Regions from separate parts of the Homo sapiens genome. Here region 1 is linked to region 2. Evidence: chromatin contacts called from ENCODE Hi-C or POLR2A ChIA-PET data. All regions are on one chromosome and are shown on one strand. Each heading gives the region's core, a stretch centred on a gene start or an enhancer-like site at or near the end of the contact. The rest is flanking DNA. Distances are from core to core; before and after follow the strand shown. Region 1 holds the start of ARL2 (ARF like GTPase 2). Region 2 holds the start of MAJIN (membrane anchored junction protein).

What was found. A loop is a pair of places that touch in the nucleus more often than their neighbours do. ChIA-PET counts read pairs that join two places held with the same protein, here RNA polymerase II (POLR2A). Pooled maps may share reads with other maps.
Region 1: a map of B cell shows a loop between it and region 2 (13-fold over the local background). The contact joins the promoter of ARL2 here to the promoter of MAJIN in region 2. A Hi-C loop is called at or near these places in 7 of 168 maps with a recorded cell type or tissue (B cell, CD4-positive, alpha-beta T cell, MCF 10A and 4 more), 1 of 37 single-sample maps with no recorded cell type and 14 of 50 pooled maps. POLR2A ChIA-PET finds 5 or more read pairs at or near these places in 12 of 52 experiments (B cell, CD4-positive, alpha-beta memory T cell, Caco-2 and 9 more).

What each region holds. Positions count from the first base shown.
Region 1 is chr11:65,010,858-65,016,744 of GRCh38, forward strand. ARL2 (ARF like GTPase 2) reads left to right here and starts at 3,303. Exons shown (of 5, transcript NM_001667.4): 1 at 3,303-3,415. The coding sequence starts at 3,351. It overlaps ARL2-SNX15 (ARL2-SNX15 readthrough (NMD candidate)), which reads left to right and starts at 3,303. Exons shown (of 11, transcript NR_037650.2): 1 at 3,303-3,415. RefSeq lists a silencer at 3,150-3,909.
Region 2 is chr11:64,969,387-64,975,641 of GRCh38, forward strand. It overlaps MAJIN (membrane anchored junction protein), which reads right to left and starts at 2,722. Exons shown (of 11, transcript NM_001037225.3): 1 at 2,491-2,722.

The DNA.
Region 1 (5,887 bases), core at 2,053-4,552, 42 kb after region 2:
AGTCCCAGCTACTCGGGAGGCTGAGGCAGGAGAATGGTGTGAACCCGGGAGGCGGAGCTTGCAGTGAGCTGAGATTGCGCCACTGCACCCCAGCCTGGGCGACAGAGCAAGACTCTGTCTCAAAAAAAAAAAAAAAAAAGCTAAACATAGTTACTTCCTGAACTCCCCCTTTTTCACAGAGCTTGGATGTTGTTTATTTTTATTTTTTTAATTTATATTCACTGAAATTCTACCATGTGGCCCCTGGGAACAACAGCATGGACAGGCAAGACTTTAAGCCAGACATTTGAACAAGTTCTTTCAATGCTACTGGTAGGAAATAAAACAATCCGAGGCTGGGTGCGGTGGCTCACACCTGTAATCCCAGCCCTTTGGGAGGCTGAGGAAGGCAAATCTCTTGAGGCCAGGAGTTTGTGACCAGCTGGCCAACATGGTGAAACCCTGTCTTTACTGAAAATATAAAAATTAGCCGCGCATGGTGGCTCATGCCTGTAATCCCAGCTACTCAGGAGGCTGAGGCAGGAGAATAGCTTGAACCTGGGAGGCAGAGGTTGCAGTGAGCCAGGATTGTGCCACTGCACTCCATCCTGGGTGACAGAGCCAGACTCTGTCTCAAAGAAAAAAAGAAAATATAGACACACCCAAGGTAATAATTTTATGTTCTCCCAAACTTCATTGCCCTGATTTTCAAACTTTTGTGACTGTGATTCACAGTGAGAAGTACACATATCTGTATAAATATCTAAAACAAATGTTTCACCAAACGCTACTTAGCTTTACTACGTGGGTAAAGGTAGTAATGTTTTCAGTTCTGTTCATTCTATTTCATTTTTGTTAATGCTACTAGGTTGAACCATTTGAAATACATCTGTGTATCAAAACTGTCAAATATGGGCAATTTCATACAGTTCAACCTATTTGTGACACTAATTTTACAATCCACTTCCTTAATGGAATGCATCTCATAGATTAAAAAACATTGCTAAGTGGGCATATTTCCAGTTAATATTATTTTTAAAACTAAAAGAGGACTGAATTTTTGTTTTTGTTTTTCATTTAATATGGCGCGGACATCTTTCCACACTGGTATCTTACAGCTCCACCTCACTGTTTTCTGTTTCTTTGAGACGGTCTAACTCTGTCATGAAAGCTAGAGTGCAGTGGCATGATCACGGCTCACTGCAGCCTTATCCTCCCTGGTTCCCACCTTGGCCTCCTAGGTAGCTGGAACTACCGATGTGCACCACTACACCTAATTTTTTTTTTTTTTTTTGAGACAGACAATTTCGCCCAGGCTGGAGTGCAGTGGCACAATTTCAGCTCACTGCAACCTTCGCCTCCTGGGTTGAAGTGAGCATGTCTGGCTAATTTTTGTATTTTTTATAGAGATGGGAGTCTCCCTAAGTTGGCCAGGCTGGTCTTGAACTCCTGGGCTCAAGCAATCCACTCACCTCTGCCTTCCAAAGTGCTGGGATTAGACATGAGCCACTGCGCCTGGCCCACTTCACTGTTTTAAGGGCTTCATGAATTCACATGCACCTACCCCGGCTCAGGTAACCTGCCCTCACTGGAGGCACTTAGGTTTTTTCCAATTTCTTGCTGTTCCAAACCATGCCACAGTGAACTTCGTTGTTCCTGTGCAGTGCCAGAATGTCTGTGGTGCAGGCTCCTAGAAGCAGGATGGCAGGCTCCTACCTCTAGACATTTCTTTTTTTTTTTTTTTTTTTTTTTTGAGACGGAGTCTCACTCTGTCACCCAGTCTGGAGTGCAGTGGCACAATCTCGGCTCACTGCAACCTCCGTCTCCTGGGTTCAAGCAATTCTCTGCCTCAGCCTCCCGAATAGCTGGGATTACAGGTGCCGCCACCACGCCCAGCTAATTTTTTGTATTCTTAGTAGAGACGGGGTTTCACCATGTTGGCCAGGCTGGTCTTGAACTCCTGACCTCGTGATCCACCTGCCTCGGCCTCCCAAAGTGCTGGGTTTACAGGCGTGAGCCATGGCGCCCGGCCAGCATTTCCCATTTTGATCTTAGCTGCATTTCGAAGCCTCTGGGTAGGCGATATGCTCACTTTCTTCCTTGTGTGTGTGTGATGGAGGGTAAATGGTGCTGACCGAAGGGTCCCACTCAGGCAGCCTATCTGTTCAGCCCTCCTCTGACCACAAGCCCCTTTCTGCAAGATGGGAAGCTCCAGCTTCTTCCAGACCTCTCTCTAGGCAAACTTCATGGAGGCATGAAGACATTGTGCTTTACCATTTACTAGACCTGAGTTTGAATCTCACCCATGCTCCTTAAACACTCTGGATTCCATTATCATAGCTACGAAAAGAATATAAACCTCTCAGGGTTGCAGGGAGGATGAAGCTGAACACGTGAAGTGCGTTGCAAACAGTTACACAGGAGTTAGCTATTGTCCTCAGCTGGTGCTGACAGCTCTTTCCCAAGCATGAGAGAGGCTCTTCCGTGCTGCCTATCCACACTTACCTGCAGCAATAAGGCTGTCTCCTGAGTTTACAAAAGGGCTTGGTCCTTGACCTATTTCCTCACTTCTTCTGGACTTCTTGAGCGCTAAAGTAAAGAATGAAACTCTTGGACAAAGCCATTCATTCAACAACAAATATTTATTGAGCACCTACTACATGCCAGCCACTGTGCTAAGCACCATCTGGGCCTCAGTTTTTCCATCTGCAAAAGTAGGAACTGTGCTTCTGAACAGGGAAACGCTGGGCCTCTGGGTGGGGGCAGCCTTTGGGGCGGGACTGCAATTCCGTCATTGGAACCCAGGGACGCCCCGCATGTTTCCGAACGGCCTCCAGGGGGCACCGCCGCCCTGAACTGAGAGCCACCGGAGCCGGGTAGGGGGAGGCCCAACTTTCCGCTCTGTCAGAGGATGATGCCGAGGGCCCAGATGAGCAGGATTTGGACTGTGTTGCTGGGAACGGGGGCCTACACTGGCCCCAGGATGAGTTCGTCCGTACCTGGGGGCCCTGGGTTCTGACTCTCAGGTCAGACGCAGCCAAGATGCAACTCAGGAACTTCAAGGTTTCCGCTCCGGCCAAGAGCCCCAGTCCGGCAGGGGAAAGGGTGGGGGAGTCGCCCTTGCTCCCCCAGCCTCAGCCCTCGGGAGGCGCAGCGTCAGGGCGGGCGGCAGCACAGAAACCCCCCGCGCCGCTAGAGGGACCCTCGCAGCAGCTGCGCGGGCGACCTCGCGGTCACGTGCGGCAAGGGCGGGACCAAACGAGCGTCCGGCCAATCGACTATGCCGTCGGCGAGCGTGATAGCCAACAGGAACCGGGAGCGGGGTCCCGGGACTGGGAAGAAACGGCGGCCGGGAGGGGGCTCCGGGGACCATGGGGCTCCTGACCATTCTGAAGAAGATGAAGCAGAAAGAGCGGGAGCTGCGACTGCTCATGCTGTATCCTACCGGACGCCGGAACCGCGAGGGTGGCGGGGTCCAGCCGGGCAGGCGGTGCCGGGCGCCCCCTGTCGGGAGCGGAACGCGGCGGCCGGCGCGTCCCAACTGCCCCTGGCGTCACCACGCGGGCCCCATCAATCGCCCCGTCGGGCCGGGAGGAGCCGCACCCCAGGACTGGGGCAGGGGCCAGCTCCGAGGGCCGCAGAAGCGGTCCTGCAGGCGCAGCGGCGGGGCTAGGCGGCCCGAGTGTCAGGGGTGGTGGGTCCCGGAGATAACTCGGACGCCACCACCCGGCGGCCTGGCCCAAGCGTGGGGCCGCTGCCCTCCCGGCTCTGATCTCCTCCCCCGGGCCCGAGGGTTCCAGGCCCCGGCCCCGCCCTCGAGCTCCGAATCCCGGGGGCGTGCGGGGTGGCGGGTGGCGCGTGTGGGCTCCGCGGATCCTTTCGAGCGTGGATCCAACAGTCCGTCTCTTTGGTGTTACGCGGCCCGTGGTTGTCCCTGCGGCTGAGGATGTGTGTGTGTGGGCCCGAGTGTCCCGTGCGCCCTGTGCGCCTTCTGAGTCCAGTTAGGCGCCCGCACCTGTTCCCCCAGCTCTGTGCCAGGCTCCGCGGGGGAATGGCTGGGGAGATAAGACGCTTACGTGCACATATAACTTAATAATCACATCATGACTGTTTTGTTTTTTGAGACAGGGTCTTGCTCTGTTGCCCTGGCTGGAGTGCAGTGGCACAATCAAGGCTCACCGCAGCCTCCAGCTTCTAGGCTTAAGTGATCCTCCTGCCTCAGCCTCCCAAAACTCTGGGAATATAGGCATGAGCCACGGAGTCCGGCCCATGTCTGTTTTATTTTGTTTTGTTTGAGACGGAGTTTCGCTCTTGTTGCCCAGGCTGGAGTGCAGTGGCACAATCTCAGCTCGCTGCAACCTCCGCCCCCCGAGTTCAAGCAATTCTCCTGCCTCAGCCTCCCAAGTAGCTGGGATTACAGGTGCCCGCCACCACGCCCGGCTATTTTTTTAAATATTGTTAGTAGAGACGGGGTTTCACCTTGTTGGTCAGGCTGTTCTCGAATTCCTGACCTCAAGTGATCCACCCGCCTTGGCCTCCCAAACTGTTGGGATTATGGGCGTGAGCCACTGCGCCGGGCCGCATGTCTGCTTTAAAGAGCTCTAAGAAAAGCATACAGTTCACTCATTTGATAAATATTGAGTGCCTAATATGTGCTAGACACTGTCCTAGTGCCCAGGGTAATAAAACTAAAAAATCTTACCTTCATGGAAATTCTGTAATGCGTGTGTGTGTGTGTGGCGGGGGGGTTGCCCGCGGGTAGAAAGATGATAACACAGGAAGTAAGTAAAATATGTAATAGAGGCTGGGTGCGGTGGCACACACCTGTAACCCTAGCACTTTGGGAGGCTGAGGTGGGAGGTTCGCTTGAGCCCAGGTGTTTGAGACCAGCCTGGGCAACATAGTGAGACTCTGTCTCTATTTATACATATATATATTCTCCATACATACTATATATATATGGGCCATGCTTTGGACCATGCTTCTGGGGAACAGGGCCTTATACTGCTCCAGGATGAACTCCCACTACGTATATAGGTATGGAGAATAATGCAATTTAGGGTGGTCAAAGAAGGCCACTGTATGATGGCAGGGCGCAGTGGCTCATGCCTGTAATCCCAGCACTTTGAAAGGCCGGGGCGGATGGATCGCCTGATGTCAGGAGTTTTGAGACCAGTCTGGCCAACATGGTGAAATCCCGTCTCTACTGAAAATACAAAAATTAGCTGGATGTGGTGGTGGACACCTTTAATCCCAGCTACCTGGGAGGCTGAGGCAAGAGAATTGCCAGAACCCGGGAGGCGGAGACTGCAGTGAGCTGAGATCACGCCATTGCAGTCCAGCCTGGGTGACAAGAGCGAAACTCTGTTAAAAAAAAAAAAAATGACAATTGAGTACATGAGGGAGGCGAGGGTTGAACCATATAGCAATTCGGGGGGGGGGGAAACTTTAAAGCAAAGGGAACAGCAAGTCAGAGGCCCTGGGAGGACTAACTGGCGTGTTCAGAGGACTGGTGAGGAGGGCAGTATGGCTGGAGTGGGGAGGAGGAGCGTTGACTGGGAACCCCCTCACCTAGGGCCTTTTGGTTTTTGGTTTTCCCTTTCAGTGAGAAGTGCAGTGGAGAGAAGGAATCGCAGACCAGTTAGGCCACTGCAGTGACGCAGGCGAGATAGGATGGTGGCTTGGACCAGGATGGAAGTAGTGAGGTCATGGAAGTTTCTGGCCTGAGCAATTAGAAGGGTGAGGAACCATTTGCTGAGATGGAGAGGACTGGGGGAGGAGCAGGTTCAGGGTGGAGATGAGAACCCTGTGTGTGCCTGTGTGTGCCATGTGAGATGCCTCCGAGACAGCCCAGAAGTGTCAGGCAGGCAGCTGGATGTAGGCACTGAGGTCCAGTGTGTGGGAGGTG
Region 2 (6,255 bases), core at 1,472-3,971:
CCTTATAAGCCAGGTTACAGATTGTGGAATCTGTTGTCAGAGCAATCAGAAGGCACTGAAGGGTATAATAAAAAAAAAAAACGACATGACCAGATGGCTGTGACTTAAAAAAAAAAAAAAATCCCTCCTGGCTGCAATGTGGGAAACAACCCGGAACAAGAACAGATGAAAGGAGACCAGCTAGGAGCCTCCTGCGGCTCAAGGCAGAAGCTGACAGTAGCCAGGTCTACAGTGATAAAAGTGAAGATGACAAAAGGTGAACTGATTTGGAAGATGGTACTCAGGAAGCTGAGGCAGGCAAGACTCTGTCTTTTTTTTTTTTGAGACGGAGTCTTACTCTGTTGCCCAGGCTGGAGTGCAGTGGTGCGATCTTGGCTCACTGCAACCTCTGCCTCCCGGGTTCAAGCGATTCTCCTCCCTCAGTAATGACCTGGTGACTTGATAAGGTGAGGGAGAGCGATGACTCCTGGTTGCTTGAGCAACTAACTGAAGAGGTAAAAGCACCATTTTCTGAAAACAGGAGCCTTGGAAAGTAAATTTTTGAAGGCAAGATGTTGAGTCTGTATCTGGAGATGCTGAAGTTTGAGATGCCAATGAGATAGCCAAAGAGAGATTCTAGATAAGACTGCTGGAAACTGGCTTCCTACCTGCAGATACATACATGAAGGAACTAGAGTTCAAAAAAGTGAAGGATGGGCCAGGCGCAGTGACACTTGCCTGTAATCCCAGCACTTTGGGAGGCCAAAGTGGGTGGATCACCTGAGGTCAGGAGTTCGAGACCAGCTTGGCCAACATGGTGAAACCCCATCTCTACTAAAAATACAAAATTAGCCAGGTGTGGTGGCAGACACCTGTAATCCCAGCTACTTGAGAGGCTGAGGCAGGAGCATCGCTTGAACCCAGCAGGCAGAGGTTGCAGTGAGCCCAAATCTCACCATTGCACTCCAGCCTGGGGGACAAGAGCAAGACTCCGTCTTTTTTTTTTTTTTTTTTTTTTTGAGACGGAGTCTTGTTCTGTTGCCCAGGCTGGAGTGCAATGGTGCGATCTTGGCTCACTGCAACCTCCACCTCCTGGGTTCAAGCGATTCTCCTGCCTCAGCCTCCCAAGTAGCTGGGACTACAGGAGCCTGCCACCACACCCGGCTGATCTTTGTATTTTTAGTAGAGACCAGGTTTCACCATGTTGGCCAGGATAATCTCCATCTCCTGACCTTGTGATCCACCTGCCTCAGCCTCCCAAAGTGCTGGGATTACAGGCATGAGCCACCGTGCCTGGCCCACACTGTCTTAAAAAAAAGAAAAAAAGAAGAAAGAAAAAGAAAAGGATGTTCGGCAAAGTATACCTGCTGGCATCTTTCTGCCCACTTGCCCAGATGCCAAGATTCAATCAAGGCTCTGGGGAGTGGCACAGAGATCTCAGTGCCATGACTCATATTTACTTGCAAGGTGCAATCGGGCATTTGAAAGCCAGAAACTCATTCAAATCAAGACATGATGTGACAGGAAATGTTTCAGTGGAAAAAATCTTGTTTTCATGGCAACAGCTAGGCTGGGGTTGGAGGGTGGGTATAGACCAGAGGAGCACTTTAGTTCCTGGGGAAAGTCTGTGGTAAGAAGGTGGGGTGTGGCCGGGCAAAGCGGCTCACACCTGTAATCCCAGCACTTTGGGATGCCGAGGCGGGTGGATATCCTGAAATCAGGAGTTCGAGATCAGTCTGGCCAACATGGTGAAACCGTCTCTACTAAAAACACCAAAATTAGCCGGGTATGGTGGCGGGCACCTGCAATCCCAGCACTCTGGGAGGCAGAGGCGGGTGGATCACTTGAGGTCAGGAGTTCAAGACCAGCCTGGCCAACATGGTGAAACCCCATCTCTACAAAAATACAAAAATTAGCCAGGAGTGGCGGCGCATGCCTGTAATCCCAGCTACTCAGGAGGCTGAGGCAGGAGAATCGCTTGAACCCAGGAGGCGGAGGTTGCAGTGAGTCAATATCGCCCCCACTGAACTCCAGCCTGGGCGACAGAGCGAGACCCCGCCTCAAAAAAAAAAAAAAAAAAAAGGACGGAGGAAGTTGCGGGGGGGCGGGGAAGGAGGAGGAGGAGGAGGGTGAAGCGCTGGGTGTGGAGTGGGGAAAGGGCAGTCTCTGGAGTCGGCGGACGACAGCAGGGTCCCCGTACTGTGTGCCGGTCACTCGCCCGAAGGAGGGGACAGAGGCCTGGAGCCCCCCGGTCTACCTCGCACGCTCCCGGCCTGCGACCCGCGCTCCGGTCCCGCGGCCTCCCCGTGGGAGCCCTGCAGTGGCACGGCCTGCACCCTGGGCGAGCTTGCTGGGTGTCCCGAGAGCCCGGCGCTGAGAAAGGGACCTCAGGGGGCAGGGGGGACTGCACTTCGGCGGCGGAGGGTGGAGCCCGGCCCGGAAACTTCCCTCAGAAATAAACAGAAACGCAAAGACAACTTCCCGAGGGCCCGGGCCGTCGTGTGCCGTTACCTCAGCCCCAGGTGGTTCCCAGGCTCGGCCAGGCTATGTCTCACACACTGACTAGGGGTCCTTCGGCCTCAGAAAAGTGGCCCCGGACGGAATACCCACTAAGAAGTGCTCTCTGAAAAAGGCGGGCGCCAACCTCGAACGAAGTCGTTTTGAGGGACTGGCTCGCCAGCTCCTAAGCAACTTCGGGGCTCGTGCCGCGCACCCACCAGGCCTTCTGCGCACGCGCAAGTGCGCTTCCCACCGCCCCTTCGGGCGCAGCTCCAAGGCCTGGCCGCGGTCTGCGCGTGCGCATTTCATTGTCGACACCGAGAGGACGCCTTGGCGCCTTCAGGTCCCTCCTGGATTTACCAGCCCATTGTTTATTTCGCGCCTGCTTTAGCGTGGTGTCGTCGGGAACTAGCGACTGCAGAGTCCTTACTGTGTGCTAGGCGTTATGCAGGGTACCTTCCTTTATTCCTCGGCGATATGCTCTGCGGCAGGCATTAATGCCCCAAATTTAGGATCGCTTGAGCTCAGGAGGCCGAGGCTGCAGTGAGCCGAGATCGCGCCACTGCACTCCAGCCGGGGCGACCAAGCGAGACCTGTTACACACACATACACACACACACACGCACTCCCACTTTTTTTCCTTAAATCTTATTTTTAAAAGTAGAGACAGGGCCGGGCGCGGTGGCTCATGCCTGTAATTCCAGCACTTTGGGAGGCCAAGGTGGGTGGATAACCTAAGGTCAGGAGTTTGAGACCAACCTGGCCAATGTGGTGAAACCCCATCTCTATTTTGTAAAAATACAAGCTTAGCCAGGCGCGGTGGCTCACTCCTGTAATCCCAGCACTTTGGGAGGCCGAGGAGGGCAGATCACGAGGTCAGGAGATCCAGACCATCCTGGCTAACACGGTGAAACCCCGTCTCTACTAAAAATAACAAAAAATACAAAAAACTAGCCGTGGTGGCGGGCGCCTGTAGTCCCAGCTACTCAGGAGGCTGAGGCAGGAGAATGGCGTGAACTCGGTAGGCGGAGCTTGCAGTGAGCCGAGTTTGCGAGATTGCGCCACTGGACTCTAGCCTGGGCGACAGAGCAAGACTCCGTCTCAAACAAAACAAAGCAAAAACAAGATTAGCCAGGCACGGTGGGGCACACCTGTAATCCCTGCAACTCGGGAGGCTGAAGCACAAGAATCTCTTGAACCCGGGAGGCAGAGCTTGCAGTGAGCTGAGATCACACCATTGCACTCCAGCCTGGGCAACAAGAGCAAAACTCCGTCTCAAAAAAGAAAAAAAAATCGGGGGGAGTGGGGGCCTGGGCGCGGTGGCTCACATCTGTAATCCCAGCACTTTGGGAGGCCAAGGCAGGCAAATCACGAGGTCAGGAGTTCAAGACCAGCCTGGGCAACATGGTGAAACTACGTCTCTACTAAAAATACGAAAATTAGAGTTGGGCATGGTGGCCACGTGCCTGTAATCCCAGCTACTCTGGAGGCTGAGGCAGGAGAATTGCTTGAACCTGGGAGGCAGAGGTTGCAGTGAGCTGAGATCACTCCAGTGCACTCCAGCCTGGGCTACAGAGTGAGGCTCCATCTCAAAAAAAAAAAAAGAAAGAAAGAAACTGCGAAGCAGTTTTCCAGAGTGGCTGTACCATTCTGCACTCCCGTCAGCAGAGTGTGAGAATTGCTCTGCATCCTTGCCAGCACTTGATATTTTCAGTTAAAAATTTTTTGCCATCCTAATAGATGTGTAGTGGTATCTAGTTATAGATTTAATTTGCATTTCCCTAACGACTAATAACGTTGAGCACCTTTTTATGGGCCCTTGGGATTCTTGAGAATTAATAAACCTATACCCTAACTCAGAAACAATTTACAGTGCTAAAGAGACTCGTATGGATTCAGACTTAGCCTGCCATACTGGAACATTTCAACAGCAACGCTCGCAGATGACAACAGAATTCAAAGCACATATACCAGATCTGTCAAGCCAGCCAGCACATGGCAAAAGCCTGGCAACAAAAAATAGCATGCTGTGTGTGTGTCTGTCTCCAAGAAGTTCAGTGTTACTTAACTATAAGAAACAGGTGGCCGTGTGCAGTGGCTCACACCTGTAATCCCAGCACTTTGGGAGGCGGAGGCGGGCAGATCACCTGAGGTCAGGAGTTTGAGACCAGCCTGGCCAACATGGTGAGACCCTGTCTCTACTAAAACAAACAAAAAACACACCACAAAATCAGCCAGGCAAGGTGGCATGCACCTTAATCCCAGCTACTTGGAGGCTGAGGCAGGAGAATCACTTGAAATCGGGGGGTGGAGGTTGCAGTGAGCTGAGACTGCACCATTGCACTCCAGCCCGGGCAAAAAATGTGAAACTTCATCTCAAAAAAAAAAAAAAAAAAAGAAAGAAAGAAAGAAAAGAAAAAGAAAGAAACAGGTGTGGAGTGGCAGGAGATATGGTTGAGGGGAGACACAGGGGCTAGACTACGAAGAAGCTTGTGCTGAGGTACTTGAGGTACTTGAATTTATCCCTACAGCAATAAGATGCTCTTAAAAGTTGGATTTTGGTCTCAGAAATATGTTCCTGAGGCCAGGCGTGATGGTTCACACCTGTAATCCCAACACGTTGGGAGACAGGAGGATCTCTTGAGGCCAGGAGTTCAAGACTCGCCTGGGCAACATAGTAAGACTCCATCTCCACAAAAAAATAAAAAAAATAGCCAGACATAGAAGTGCATGCCTGTATTCCCAGTTACTCAGGAGGCTGAGGGGGAGGATTGCTTGAGCCCAGGGGTCCAAGGCTGCAGTGAGCTGTGATCATGCCACTGCAGTCTGGCCTGGGGGACACATCGAGTCCCCCCGCAAAAAAAAAGTTCCTGGAACCTGGCTTCTTCATTTTCATTTTCATTTTCATTTTCTGCCTGCTTATTCTTACTTATCCTTCAAGGCCCAGCCCAAATGCCACCTCCTCTGAGAAGCCCTCTGTAATCCCCCTAGCCAGAAGATCAGGTCCCTTTTTTTTTTTTGCCTTTCCTTGTATTGACTGGCCAGTCTGCTTGGAGGGTGGGAACTGCAATTTACACCACTTTGGGCTTTTTTTTTTTTTTTTTTTTTTTGAGACGGAGTCTCCCTCTGTCGCCCAGGCTGGAGTGCAGCGGTGCGATCACGGCTCACTGCAAGCTCTGCCTCCCGGGTTCACGCCATTCTCCTGCCTCAGCCTCCTGAGTAGCTGGGACTACAGGCATCCACCACGACACCTGGCTAATTTTTTGTATTTTTAGTAGAGACGGGGTTTCACCGTGTTAGCCAGGATGGTCTCGATCTCCTGACCTCGTGATCTGCCCGCCTTGGCCTCCTGAAGTAGTGGGATTACAGGTGTGAGGCACCGCACCCGGCCACTTTGGGCTTCTTATGTGGCTTGACAAGGGATCTAGCACATAGAAGGTGCTAACCCATGTTTGATGAATGTTGATGAATTTTCAAATGAAGGAAGTTTACTGGGCAATCCAGCTCTGGAGTCCTGTCAGATTACACCAGTATTAGTTCTCAAACGTGGGCATGCATCAGAACTACCTAGAGGGCTTGTAGATTGCTGGACCGAGCCCCCAAGTTTCTGATTTAGTAGATCTGGGGGTCTGAGAATTTGCCTTTTGAACAAGTAAGTTCCCAGGTGCTGCTGCTGCTGGTAGAAGGGACCATACTCAGATAAACTTTGGATGAAACATTCTTTACATGTGGCTGTGGGTATAGTTCAAGTGCTTCTGAGAATCAAGCTCTGGCGGG